Linked DNA regions of Homo sapiens: regions 1 and 2 are each linked to region 3. The links are chromatin loops, found by intact Hi-C in ENCODE. Cell type or tissue: ascending aorta. All regions are shown on one strand.

Region 1 (5,000 bases), 840 kb after region 3:
AAATTTAAAGAAAGACAACATTAAGACTAATTTTAAAAAATGCATTAGGCACTTGATTTTTCATTGATTATGAAAGCATTCTTTTATTATTAGGCTGTGACTTAAAAATTATTTTTATAGCAATTTAAACAACAGAGGTTTTTTTGAAATATCTCCCAGTTATCTGCTAAGCTACCATATCAGAGGCTTTGTGCTTGGCCTCTTACCTAGATGATTTATTGACCCCAAGTACATAAACAGATAGTGCACCATGCAAAGACTACTGACATTGAGAAGGGGACTTAATATTCACTTTACAAAAGTTCATGCTTGAATATAAATAATTATACTTTAATTATTCCTGCAATTCCCTTAGCACTCAACTCCTGCACACCCTCCACGGAGAATTAGTTCAGTAAATATAATTTGAGTAAAAAAATGATGAAAAACATCTAGCTATAAACAGTTATCCTATAACTGGAAGGATTTTAATCCTATGATTTGAAGGATTAAAATTTGTGCCCCAAATTTATTATATTTACTCTTAGATTTATATTTCATCATGAACATACATAAACCCCTAATGTCTAGCATGGAACACAACATTAGTTCAAAACATCATCCCCATGTCTACAAATTAAGGTGACTATGATTGTAAACTTTGAAATATACTTATTCATGTTATAGCTTCAGTAAAATAATCATGCCCCACAAATTCACACTATGACTAGAATGGTTTGATTGATAAGTACTGATTGGTGCCTAGGTGCCTAGGATACTATACATATATTTTAACAATGAGGGTCACACATGTTTATTGTGTGTATAAACTGTACTGTTTTCTAAGATTTATGTCTGGAAGAATCTGTAACACAGGAGTAAACTGAGGTGTAAACAAGCGATATGTTGACAGTCCCATAGCCCTTGAGGTGGAGTTGGTATTTGACCCAGAGAGCCCAAGTATAATACAAACCCAAGATTTTATTATACTGCCTCTAGTGGATAAAGGGCTACTCAAAGCATTTCTAATGAATTCTAAATATAATTCTATCAAATTTGATAATACTGATTTTCACCAAGGACTCCAAGAGTCTCAAAATAAACAAATGTTTGTTGTCCTGTTGGCACTGGGACTAGGTTTAATGAGGCATCACCTTTTTAAAAATGATGCCAATATGTGGTTTTAAAGAACCAGTTCCCCTTATCTATCTGATTTACTTCACATCCTGCTAATACTAGGTTAAAATTGCTTAGCCACTTCTAATCATTTTCACAGTATATTAATTTATAAATTGCATATTCAAATTTCCATTTTCAAGGGAATTTAACATTACTGAGGTAGAAAAATGAGCATCCTTTAATATATAAAGTAATGTAGGAAAGGACATTGATTTGAATTTTATGAGTAAAATATATTGAATTTTATGAACAAATTATGGTATAGTCACAAACACGTATATAGCACATTTTATTCTTATTGACAGTCCACATTGAGGATGTAATTCAAACTAACCTTCTGTGAAGTTTGTTAATTATATAGTTTGATTTACCAGAAGCTTTATTTTTTGTTGTTCTTTCAGATTATTTTAATATGTATATATGCTGAATTTTTCACAAAAATTATAATCATAATGTATTACATTAGCTTTATTGTTCATTTAATATATTTTAACCATCTTTCATTGGCAATATATAGAATTTTTCATTCTTTTGAATGAAGAATAGCTGTATCATGTACTCATAGCTGTACCATGAGTTTATTTAACCAATTCTGAATTGATGAATTTTTGGGATTTTTCAGTACTTTACTATTATAAACAGCAGCGCAAAATACTTGCGTACATATTTGCTTACTTGCTTAGATCTTTTTATAGTATTAAAAAGTCAGGAGTGGAATTGACTTCCTAAAAGAAACTTTATTCTTAATCACCAAAAACTGAAAGTTATCACGATATTTTTTGCAATAACAAAATCATGGGTTTTAATAATTAGTAGAAAAGGTTTAAGGATATTGAGAACATCCTTAAAGGGAATCGTGGATTCTTGTTATTGACAATGAGAATCAATTTCTGCCATTCCTGTCCCCATCCCTTTTTAGGGATTGGAATGATAAAATTACATGGCCATGTCTGGCTTGCCATTATAGTCTGAATGAATTTAAATTCCATAGTTTAATATAGTCCTACAAGTTTTTGAAGGCAGAAAGTCACTGGAGGCCATTTTTTTCCCTGATTGAAGGGTGGACTTTCTCATGTGTGCATGTTTGCCGTGGCTGGATTCCAGCCCTCCATTTCTGTCACTAACTTCATGGTGTTGGGCAGCTGTGATATTGACAGCGGACAGGAGCACTTAAAGTTCCTGACCTTCTTTGTAGTAGCCACAGAGTCTGGCATCTAGGTCACAAATGTGAGTGTACAACTTATGGAAAGAAATAAAATGTGTTTTAAAAGTAATTGAAGGCAGCACAAATAGGAAGATAAAATTCATAAGCTCTGTGTGTGTGTGTGTGTGTGTGTGTGTGTGTGTGTGTGTGTGTATACATATATGTATACATATGTCTTTGTGTTCATGACTACAATGATAATAAGTGGAAGAAATAAACTTTTAGGTGGAGAAAAGTTGAAAATGATAATTTAGATAACTAAGAATGGGAAACTACAATCCAAACGTATGGTTAAGAAGGTGATTAAATAGTCAACAAAATAACCACTGGTGGCTATATTATTCACCCATTAGAATTAGAAATAGCAAGACTTTTACATTTTAATAATAAGCTGAATGTTTCTGAGGGCTTATATAATATAAATTAGTTTTCTACGTTGGGACCGTTCCGTAATTGTGTACTTATTCTATAACTGTGTTTTTGCTTTTTATTGCGCAATGGCTGTATGCCTGTGCTCTTATCCTTTGCTGCCATCATGTGGTTACATGAAGAAATACCAGAAACAGTTTTATCCCACACAATACCAGAAACAGTTTTATCCCACACAATACCAGAAACAGCTTCACCCCACACAATTTTTGGGGGGTTAATCATGAAGGAAAATTTAGAAAAGCAGATATTTTAAAGTTAAATATTAGATTACAATCCTAAAAAATACATTTGAATACAAATAACTCGTCTCAAATATATATTCTTGTACTAAAACACACACACGAACATATATATATATGGAGAGAGGGCATGCTATCTTGTCATTTGTTAATAAATTCAGTTTCTCTAGGCTTTTTGTAAATGATTGAGAGCAGAAAAGTGAAAAGAACATACTTTTTAAATAAAGAGATCATTGACACTCCTTTTCTTATTCACAAGTGTGAGCTATAGCTTTAACCAAGAAGATGCTCCCTCTTAGTTCTCATAGTCTTCCAGTGATAAATGCATGAGATATTTTACCAAAATGGATAATTGAAAGAGAGAATCAGCCAACAAAAATAAAAGTGCAGTAAAGAAACAAAAAGTGATGAATGAAATGAAATCCAAATCAAGCATAAATTGACTTATAGAAGAAATAACTTAACTTGGAAACGTTCACATTGTCTCAATGACAAGACTTCAGATATACAACCAGAGGAACTTAGTGAAAGCAAACCTGATGTACATTTTCCCAATGTTGATTAAAATAGCCTTGTACATTTTAAACTTGCATGACTACTTTTATGGTTCTGCACTACCGTGCAATGTGAACACTGCCTTTATACAAAAATACTGAAGTGGTCAACATATTTTTATTAAATATTCCAACCTAATTTCTAAATGAATAATACTGATTGCAAAAACTCTTTACATGACCACCCATGATACTAAGCCAAGTGGGCATAACAGTATCGAGAAGATGTGAAATGAATATGTACTTCCTGCTCATTATGAAATATAAGCACACCCATTTATTACCCTTTCCAGAATTTTATCAAATTTTCAATTAGAAAAACAGCTACTGGTCAGAAAGATCAAGATAAGGGCTCACCAATGTAAAGGTACTATGGAGGAACTTGGGTCATGAGCAGTAGATGGAAGTTTTGTGAAGAGAAGAAACAATGCTGAGAGTGCACAACCTTCTCACGTGGGAAGAGGCTGTAGGTCGTTGGGGCGAGGAGGGCAGCCTCTCTGGGGGTGAGGAGGTCAGCCTCTCTGAGGACACAAGAGACACTGTAGTCACAGAGCTATGCAGAGCGAGGCAAGACAGAGGACAATTAGTTAAGGAGTCACTGATAGGAAAACCAGCCCGGAACTCCTCCCCAGCTCTAAAAATGCAGGGCAACATGTAGTCAAGCATTTTATCTGCATGTTCTATTTTTAAAATGAAACCCCTTTGGGGGCAGAACTATAAATTGTAGTGCAGGTTTTGATGACCCAAAATAAAGCCCCCTGTATTTTGCATTACAGAGCATGCATAGTGACGACCTTCTAATTTCTTGTCTGTGCACCCAAATTAAGGCCCATCACTTGATGTATCCTATTTGCCTGTGTGGCGATCTTATTTTGAGAACATGTAAGAAAATGGAAGATTAATTCAGAAAGGTTAATATTTTCTTACTAAAATCCCAGAAAATGGCAAACGACAAAATGGAGTAAAAAAAAAAAAAAAAGAAATAATTATTTCAAGTTTCTTAGAGCTGAGGAAAAAATATAAATTGTCATATTGAATGGTTCAACAAGTAAAAAACAAGATTAACTCCCTACTTTTAGCAGAATTAGTTGCTATTTAGTTAACCAGTGTTATTAATACTCTTTGTTGTCTTATTAATGAAGCCCTGTTGATTTTAGATGAATTAAACTATGTTAACTTACTTTAAAATAATATGCTTATATTATGGTTTTTAAACATTAAAATAATGAATACTGTATATATGTGAGGTATGTAACATGATATGTTGATATACATATACATAGTGAAATGATTACTGGCCAGGCATGGTGGCTCATGTCTATAATCCCAGCACTCTGAGAGGCTGAGGCAAGAGGATCATTTGAGGCCAGGAGTTTGAGACCAGCCTGGGCAAGATGGTGAAACCCCATTTCT
Region 2 (5,000 bases), 220 kb after region 3:
GTGATTATCCATCATTATTCATCACATGAACAGAATGTTCTGAATTTATCAACTTGGCACTCCCACTCCTGTGTAAGCCTTGAAAATAAATTTTCTGGAATCCTGTGTTCAGCATAATTCTGGATTCGAGTTGATCAAGGAAGGCACTCACAAGATTGGACAGGTAGAAGCAAAGGAGGGGTAAATACCAGGAGGAAGCTCCTGGTCCCAGACTTAGTGACAGACACAGGTAGCTCTAGCTTCTAGCTCTGCCCAGCTTCTGGACCTGCTGACTACTAAGTGCTTTATTGCCATTTCCTCAGAGGCAGTAGATTCCACAGACCTCTCCACAAATCCCCTCTGTGGTTCTACTTCAGTGGCTAGATACATGCAGTTTCCTGAATTTTACCTCATGCTCCTACATACCCACAACTGTCATATTAGTGATGCTGTTATTTCTCCATTCTCTTCCAGTCTTTCCTTTTCCAGTTTCCCACACATTGGTGTATGCTCTAATTCCTGTGGTAAACCTCCTTTTCACATGATATTTGTAGTGGCTTTGTTTTTCTGACCGAATCTTGGCTAATACAGTTTTTGGTAATAGAAGTGAATTAGAGTAGAAGCAATAGAATTTTAAGGATGAGAATCCTACTAGATTTAAAGGCATTAGTGACCTCATTGCCATGGTAAATAAAACACAAGTAGTCCATGGCATGCAATAACTAAACAGGTAGCTATGGTCTGGAGAAGATAACTTTAAGTGATCAAGTAGTTGCTGCAATAAACATTATTGTGGGAATAAAGAATAAAGGCTTTTGCATTGATTTGATTTCTACTAAGTGTACTGGAGGATACGGAAGAAGGAAAAGATGAGTTCATGGCTTTAAATCCTAATCCACAACCTGGGTAGGGATCCAGGAAACTTCTATAATTGTCCTGGAAAACACAGACACAGAGAAATATCTCCTGTAGCTGCAGGGTTAAAATTTCTGAAAACCAAGCTTGAAGTCTGATCCTGTGGGCGGCTGAACTTACAAATGCAGCATTGTGGATGCATCTCAAAAACATGATGGAGAGCAAAACTTCCAGATACAAAAAGGATATACGGTCTAATTGCATTTTTGAAAAGATGAAAAAATTAAAACTAACCTTACAAGTTTTGATGGCATAACTATTAAAAAAATAAAAACAAGGGATTACCATAGATGTTAGGAGAGGAATTATGAAAGTGGAGAAGTGAATAATAATTGGGAGAGGACCAGAGGGGACCGTTTCCATGCTGGCCATACTCTCTTCCTTGGATTGACTAAGGTAACAAGGGGGATCGCTTTGTGATAGTTTTTTGAGCTGTACACTTATATTCTGGAACTATCTATATATGTATTATTTCTCAAAACCAAAAGGATTAAAAGGAACCCTGAAGTGCTTGCCATCTAACTGGGAAACAAAAGACAAGATTCTTAAATGGCTGACAAGTCTCTAAATAATCTGGCCTCCTACTAATGGTTTGATGTCTCAATTTTTCTTCTTGTCTCCCTTTGCTCCTGCATCTACACATATAGAGTTGAACGTGATCGGAGAAAACCCAACACTCATGCTGTCTGGTATCACTTGAGATTCATAACTACCAAACCTAAAAGGGAGCCTTAAAGCTGCAATATTTTTTTCCTAGTCCATTCACTTGTCACTCACCAAGGTGACAATTTCATAACTCTCCTCTACAACCTTCAAGCCTTCTGTTCCCTGATTTCACTATCCCTCCTCAGTAGCAGTTTTGTTTTCCTCTTTGTACTGAGAAAATGGAAACAGTTTTATTGGGTGGACATAGAGCTGTATCATCCACATCCCTCTTCACAAAAAGAGCCTTATACCCCAGCTGCTGGGGTTAGCAGATATCTTCCAGCATTCAGCAACTATAAAGTCCATCTCACTTATGGAGAGCCCTAAGTGCACCTTTCTAGGGGGAGCCCAAATCCAATGTCCATTTCCAGAAGGAGTGGTTGAGGGCAGCATAAAGGCTGGAGGAACAAATCCAGAGCTCTCTTTGGGTTGGTTAAGCTTTGCCAAGCATGTACTGCAGTTTGAATTTCTCCTCCATCCATGTGTTTCCTCTCTCTCCCTTCCCTAAGTGTTGATCCCTAACACATGTTCAGTATTCCAATTTCCATCTCAGTATTTGCTTCCAGTGAATCCAACCTGTGATAGCTCAAATACATTCAGATTTCCATCACCATGTTCACCTACCAACCTACTTTTTTCCTCAATATTCTATGACTGCCTTCTTTACAGAGTACTTTTACTTAAAGCTAATCACTTTATTTGTGTACTGTCTTTGCTTACTGAGAGAGAGAACTCTAGCAATTTTTCTCCCCCCCCAATCATTTTTTCCATTTTGTAAAATCGCTATTATCTCTCTCATCTTATTTTTTTTATCCTTGCTTTGGCCCATTTCACCAGCTACTGAGCTGTTCTGCTTTCTTTTGCAAAATTATTAATAATCTCAGACTCCCAATTCCTCTTCTCCCATTTCCTCTGTAGCTTATTCTAATCAGGCTTCCCCCTCCATTAGTGGAAACTGCCCTTTTCAAAGTCATCAATGGCTTTTACAGTGCAAACTATGATGGTCTGACCTCAGTCTTCATCATACTTAACGTTTTTTGCGTGATTGATAAAATTTTCTACTCCTTAAAATGTTTCCCACTTGGCTTCCAGGACATCAAACTCTTTTACTTTTTTCTCCTCCTAGTTCACGGCTCACTCTCAGATGGGCCACCTAGTGCACAATTCGAAGAAATGCCATTTACCTAGAACAAAACACTAGCGGTGGCTCTACTTTCTCAGTCCCCTTTTCTAATTGATTCTCTTTTCCCTGTCTCTTAAGGTAGGAGGGTCACAGAGTTCATGCTTGATCCATTTATGTTTTTTATGTACACATTTCTCTTCCAGACACTTGGACTCAGAAATGCACAAACTCCCTGACATCTTTATTTAAATGACTAATAGGTATGTTAACGTCCAAAATGAATTCTAAATTCACCCCAAACTTGCGCCACTGGACATTTCTGCTCCCTCAGTTTATGACAACTCCATCCTTCCAGTTGATCAAGCTCATTCTATTTCATTTTATTTTGTGTTTCAAAACAAAATAGAAGAACAATAAGGATTGTATATTACTTTTACTTTATGCTCAGAGATGGGGAGGGAATAATGGTGGTTAAAGAATTAACCTGCTTTCCAATTTTCTAGGGATAGCACTCTGAATTTAAATGTTTCAAATGGGTTGACAACTACCAAAGACATTTTCCCACTACTTCCTCCCTCTCCTCTGGTATTCAATTACTTCCTAACTTGACTCATATTCACCTATTTTTTTAACACCAAATCAGTCCTTCAGCTTTGTATCTAGAAGTATATATTCAACACTTGTCACTTCTGAAAAAAACAAAAGGTAGTTATGCAATAGTTGAAGTTATGTCCAGAAATCTACAAAAAAGTTTTTTTGCGAGATATAAATTAGTAAGGAGTTTTCTGAGGAACCTTCAAAAAGCAATTTTTGGGGTTTACCTTTTTTAAAATGTTTCCGGTGTTTAATATGTGAAAAGGAATACAATTTCTAGTTATTATAGAGGGAGAAACAAAACTCAAGCAGCTCTATCTCAGTTTTGATGTAGGCCTTAATCCATTTTTAAAAAATATAAATAAATCCCTAGAGATTACAGTTCCAGGTTCCTAAGACTAAATATGTAAATAACTACGCTACAAAGTGCTAGAGCTCATCAATTTTGAGTTAAAAAAATCCATAGTAGAATTTAACTTGATGGAAACAAAAATAGGAAAACCAAAAACAAAACTGAAAGCTTAAAATCTGTCTCTAGTTCCTGTCCTCTTTCAGTGGAAATGTATTGAAGCAAATAAACATCACTTTTGCTTGACCTTAGATTTCCAGATCAGTAAGAGAATATGCAAAATTCATTTACAAGTTAACTTTCAAAGTTAAGATGATGATACAGTAGCTCCCCCTGAGCCTTGGGGGATATGTTCCAAGACCAGCGGATGCCTGAAATCACAAATAGTAGCGAACCCTATATATACCATGATTTTTCCTATACTTACATACCTATGATAAAGATTAATTTAGGAAATAGGCACAGTAAGAGATTAACAACAACTAATAATACAATAGGACAATTATAACAATATTTTGTAGTAACAGTTATGTGAATGTATTCTTTCTCTCTCAAAATATCTGATTTTACCTCACCTATTTTCAGACCATGGTTGACTGAAGGTAACTGAAACCACGAAAAGTGACAGCACAGATGAGGGGAGAGTACTGTATCCTCAAATGATGGTATGGCTGGTGATGGTAACAGCAAGTCTACCAGCCTAGTCAAGCATTCTTATCCATAGAAGAGTTGCCATGGGAACCTCATGGCAACCCACAGATTTCAAGTACTGTATGTTCTGCCTAAATAAATAATGAAAAGCTATCTTACTGAATGTTCTCCATATCTGCATACTTAATAGGGCAGGATGCTACCTCACATATCATTTGCAGTAAACAAAGGTAAAAATGAGAGACATACAAAAGTAAGATAAGGATTACATATCTGCATTTTAAAAGCACATTCCGTGTTAACTAATTATGTTTTCATTTCATTCTGGATCAGAAGATCAGACACACATCATTGCTTATTCAGACCTCACCTGATCCTATTTATAGGCCCCTCTCAAACTCACTGAAGATGACAGTAATCTCTATATCTATGCAGAGTGTGAGGTAATTCTAGGAGACACCTTTCTGTGCAAAATGTCAGGTGTTAGCTCCCCATGGAGCACTCTCTCCTTGCCACTTGGGGACCTCACAGAAACAAGTCATAGCATTCTTTTTTTAGGCTGTGAGGTAGGGTTAGATCATCCTCACTTTTCTGTTACCACTTGTGTTCTTTCTGTATGTGCTTTTTAAATTCACTAACTAATAGAAAAATGCTTTGAATACATTATTAACCTCACAAGAGGAT
Region 3 (5,000 bases):
CCAACTATATTTCATTGGCTTTAAAATGTGGGCTTAAAAAGCATTTTAATATTTTAATATTCATTTGCTATTGATGGTATGCCATTGCTTTACTGAAAGCATTTTTTTCTTGGTGGTCCATAAAATAAAATTGTGCTTTACATTCTTGGGCGTCAAAGATCCAAAGAAATGCAGCAGGTAAGTCACAGAAAGAAGGAAAATCCTGACACAAAATCAATTCATAGAATATGAACTGATTCACTGACGTGCTTCATCATAGTTCTACCCCCATGGAATTACCCCCTTATCAATGTCATATACATTTCAGTTTTCTCGTGTAGTATTAATGCCTATTAAGTTTCTTCTGAGTGACAATTCATGGTAATTTACCTGTATCAAGGCCTGATAGCATTTCAGAAACTTTAACTCTTGTAGCAGAAATTCCTCAGAAGACTAGTAATTAGTGTGTTTCAATTCCAGTAGCAAGCATACTGTCACACTTTTATTTAAGCAGTTACTGAATCATGGAATTTAAAGGCTGAGCCAGGCCATAAGTTTGTTCCATTGTTTAGAATACAAAACTTAGATTTACAGAAATTTAATGAGTAGATCCTATCCCTCAGTTTATATCACAGAGCAAGACTGTTGTTCAAGAGAGCATGAGATTAGGTCATTAACATAATTCCCCTTGGTTTATAGGTCAGGCTGTTATGAAACTACAGAAAGAAATACACAGAAATAAAGAAAAAATTCTCCCTAGCAAAGATGAAGTTTTATCTAGTTTGAATCCCAGATAGGAAAGTAGGCAGCTGATTATTCACTGAAGAGTAGAAAAATATATGATCTTAAAATTGGAATGAGGAAACTCTTTAATAAGTATTTTCTAAGAAATTCAAACTACTTTGCATATTTTAAATCTTCTATAAGATTACATTATTGGAGAATTTTATGTTGTGTTTGGCCATTGGACCATGTCTAATTTCTCTATTTTTCACATTGGAAAGAATCCTAGTAAATGGTATTCCTAAAGAATTATATAATTTTGCTGTTGAGCATTTCTTTTTTTTTTTTTTTTTTTTTCCAAAACAGAGTCTTGCTCTGTTGCCCAGGCTGGAGTGCAGTCGTGCGATCTCGGCTCACTGCAACCTCTGCCTCTTGGGTTCAAGCAGTTCTCCTGCCTCAGCCTCCTGAGTAGCTGGGATTACAGATGCGCACCACCACACCTGGCTAATTTTTGTATTTTTAGTAGAGACGGGGTTTCACTATGTTGGCCAGCCTGGTCTCGAACTCCTGACCTCATGATCCACCTGCCTAGGCCTCCAAAAGTGCTGGGATTACAGGCGTGAGCCACCGCCCCCAGCCACTGTTGAGTATTTCAGAACTTCTCTTTGTATCATAAAGTTGTCATAGAAAAGAGTCCTTGAGACCAATGATCTTTCAAAGATTGGTATCTGACATTAATAACTCAAGAATGCAGTTTCACAAATTTTCCTTAGGGAGAACACTTCATAAAAATTGAGTTAATAAAATGATAAAATACAATGGCCATAATAGTTCAGAACTCTGGCAGACATGCCTTTATTAGTATTCTTGGGAAATAGAGAAAGCATAGTACCTGAGTCCAAATTATATTCTCAAGTCCAAAATATTTGCTGACATAATAATAGTTTCTACATAAAAATATATTCTTAGTAGAGAATTAAATTACTTCATTTGTAATTCTTATAGCAGGCTAAAGATAGCCAATTTGATGATCAAAACCATGGGGAAAACTTCCTTCTAAGAACAGAATGTGACTTAAGGCAATAGAGTAGACAGAGGATGCATAGAAACCTGAATGAATATTAGTTATTCTTCCCTGAAAGAGTTGAAATTCCTAAATTGTGCCTTGGTAAAAATTATTGTGCCTTGGTTAAAAAAAAAAGTATGTGTGTGTATATGTGTGTGTGTGTATAAATGAATCTGTTGTCATTTTACTCTGCTTAACCATTAGAGATTTTTATATGTATGCTTATATCTGTTGTTATACACTAATAGTACAATCATTACATAATCATGACATTTTAATTCTTAATTACAATGCCTTTCCAACTATATAAAAATATGTCTAGTGACACATATTTTGGAAAGCTTTCTTGGAAAAACATCCAGAGATTGTGTTCATCACTATCTATATAAATGAGCTTATACTGAACCTTAAATATGTTTATTCAGCCTAACAATCAGAAAAAGAAAACGTTTTTTAACAGTATAAAGTTCAGATGAGTCCACTTGTCTTGGAATTTTATTTTGATTTTAATTAGAAGAAAGACTGCCATTAGAATTGTTTTCTAATGAAATCTTTATAAATTCTCTGGGCAGTGCCCTGTATCTTTATTAGAAAGACTTCTTATTTTTAACAATTTTATTTGGAAGAAGTTCTACTCATTTGCATCAGTTCATCGTCTACATAATTTGTGTGTGTGTGTGTGTATGTGTGTGTTTACAACTTTGACTTTTGAAACTAGAATAGAATCAGGTAAAACATCTAAGATCAGTGTGCCAGTAATTGGCCTGAATCATCGGGCACCATGATGGGTTTGGCCGCCTTCAACGTACTCGGTGTACATTCTATTTTTTTCTTCATAATGTTCAGTACTGTAGTACTAATCACCGAGAAAATTGCATTGACGCTTTTCGACCACCAGGGAAATATTCAGCTCATGGTTCTCCCCTAAAAAAACTAAAAAGCAGCTAAGCGCTGGGAACAAATCTGACTTAATGCATTTTCTCAGTGGGCCAAAGAAAGGAGGGCCGATTGACTGCTTTGACTTTTTAAAGGTCTTCTCTTTGTTCACTTATAAAGTGAGGAAAACAAATTCTCGGCACTGGCGTGAGAGTTATTTGAGCGTCACAAAAGAAAGCAAAAGAAAATATTAGTGCCATTATTGTGGCGAATTTCATGTTTCCCAGCGAGCCCTTTGATTCCTGGTTTGGGCTGGCGCTCGAGCTCTCCAGCCGGGTATGACTTCGGCCACAAGATGGCACTGACCTGCAAACAAAGAAAAGCACAGTGGCACCGACTTTTTCAAGCCTCGGGAAACTGCCCTGCCTTCCCCGGAGTCGAGGACTGTGGGGATTAGGGCTTCCTTTCCCCTGCGCGGGAGGTCTGTGTCGAATAATGTGTGGCTTCTGTTGGATTGCTTTTCTTTCCAAAATTCCTAGGCAATGCTTCCCCGAGGTGTGCACCTTTGTGAGGTGTTTGTGGGGTTGGGGGAGCTTCAGGCGCTACTCGCGGGACGCCGTCACGTGATCCGGGATGAGGTGGAGTTCGGCTTTAAGGAGGCGTCTCTTCCTAGCTTCATCAATCTTTAGGATCTGAGCAGGAGAAATACCAGCGGATCTTCCCCACTCTGCTCCCTTCCATTCCCACCCTTCCTTCTTTAATAAGCAGGAGCGAAAAAGACAAATTCCAAAGAGGGTAAGTTGCGAGTTTATGCCTTTCCAGAGACTTCTGCGAAATCTCTCATTGACAAGGTGAAGGATGAGAGGGGAAGAAAAACGATGCGAGTGTCCGAAACTGGCTCTGGGGGACCAAGGTGGGGTCTCCAGTGCAGGCAGGTCGCAGGTTGCTCCAAATCACCGGACCGTTCGCGGGCTCCTGCCGAAGGGTATGGGGACGACGCGGGTGAAAGGAGAGGGTACCCTACGCGGAGTTCGGGCTTTCCCACCACCTGCTCCCGGGGAATTTCTGGATGGGGATCCAAGTTTTCCTTTACCCCGGTTCTCTTTAAAAGGCCGAGGCACTGGGAAGGCGCCCGAGTTCGCCTATCCCACACCCGCTCATTTTCCTTACGTGTCTTGAGCTGGCTGGAGGCGCTGGCTCTGGCCGCACCGGAGTTTTCGCGGAGTAACTGGCTGGGATGAGCCGGAGAAGGGTGGGCTTGGCGCGTCGCCCAGCGTCGCACGGGTCCCGCGGCAGGTGTCGGGCTGGGAGCTGGCGGAGGTGGGAGTAGCCCTCGGCGCGGACCCCAGCGCGCAAGCCCACCCCCACTTGCGGGTTCCGCGCTTCTCGGCTGCAATCGAGCCGCGCTCCGCAGTACCGGGCGCTTCGAGTGTGGCGCTGCGCCCCGATAGACACCCGAAGCTTTTAATCATCGGAGTTCTAATCAGGGAACTCTTTAGCTCTTTCTTTTAGAAAAGTAATGATGGAACGTGGCTGGGTTAGGAGATTGGGAATGGACAGGAGGTGGAGGTGTCTTGATAGGGTGTGCCATTGGTTCCCAGGTAGACTGGAGAGATAAGAATGTTTTAAGGTCTGATGTTGGGCCAAAGAGAGAGAATTGACTTCGGTTTGGGATCTGCTTGGTTTTGGTTGTTTATATCTTTTCTCTTTTGCCAGTCTCTTATCACTGGTAGAAAGGTTTTTTGATGAGAGAGAGAGAGAGAGTGAGAGTGTGTGTATGTGTGTGTAGTAGGGAGTCAGGAATGGAGTAAATTTCGGGCGATTCACCTAGTTACGCAATATGAAAAAGGTGGGTGGGTAAGCGTGCCAACAGGAATTTTGACTGAACATGTCCCATTTCCCATTTCGTTGTTTGATAACTTCTGGAGCACAGGAAAAACCTAGGGGAGAGGAGCAAAAGAGAGTGTGTTTCCATGTACACACACTCACACTCACACACACACAGAGCACGCATTGCTTCCCCCACTCCCCATCCTATGAGAAAGCATGACGGGCGGGATGGCACACACAGGCAGGGGACATGTGGAGCTTGTCTGTCAGGTCTGGAACAGAAAAGCAGTAGCTGTTTGTTCTCGACCCTGGGCCGGCTCTCTGGCGAAGCAAGCGAGGGAGCAGAAAGCTAACCCGACCAGGTTCCCCACCCAGGACTAGACCGAGTGCTCTTCCGTGACTACTACTTTATTAGTCTTTATTGTCTTAAGGCAGCAGTCTGTTGAACAAGCCCTCCCCAGCAAGGAAGGAGCAGAGAATTATGTAATTCATTTAGATAAGCTAGCAGTAACTTTGGGAGGCTGTA

The links. Hi-C counts contacts between places; a loop is a spot of excess contacts. Peaks named below come from ENCODE experiments on the same cell type or tissue, not always from the same donor. Only the 100,000 strongest peaks of a DNase experiment are listed, where the experiment ranks them.
Region 1: a loop joins it to region 3, with 6 times the contacts of the local background. A loop is called at or near these places in 68 of 110 quality-filtered maps.
Region 2: a loop joins it to region 3, with 4 times the contacts of the local background. A loop is called at or near these places in 24 of 110 quality-filtered maps.

Annotation. Positions count from the first base shown.
Region 1 is chr4:162,495,653-162,500,652 of GRCh38, reverse strand. No RefSeq gene overlaps it. Among named protein-coding and RNA genes, the nearest start is that of FSTL5, 330 kb to the right of the region's middle. In ascending aorta, CTCF peaks have their summits at 988 and 2,898 (motif pointing left); no DNase peak of the experiment used is centred here; H3K4me3 peaks cover 217 bases.
Region 2 is chr4:163,109,541-163,114,540 of GRCh38, reverse strand. It overlaps LOC101928081 (a long non-coding RNA gene), which reads right to left and starts at 4,326. Exons shown (of 3, transcript XR_244745.4): 1 at 4,241-4,326. It also overlaps a transcript of NAF1 not described here. In ascending aorta, a CTCF peak has its summit at 2,737; no DNase peak of the experiment used is centred here.
Region 3 is chr4:163,330,921-163,335,920 of GRCh38, reverse strand. It overlaps NPY1R (neuropeptide Y receptor Y1), which reads left to right and starts at 3,325. Exons shown (of 3, transcript NM_000909.6): 1 at 3,325-3,439. In ascending aorta, CTCF peaks have their summits at 2,800, 3,001 (motif pointing right) and 4,057; DNase peaks (open chromatin) are centred at 2,571, 3,000 and 3,840; H3K4me3 peaks cover 2,686 bases; H3K27ac peaks cover 4,243 bases.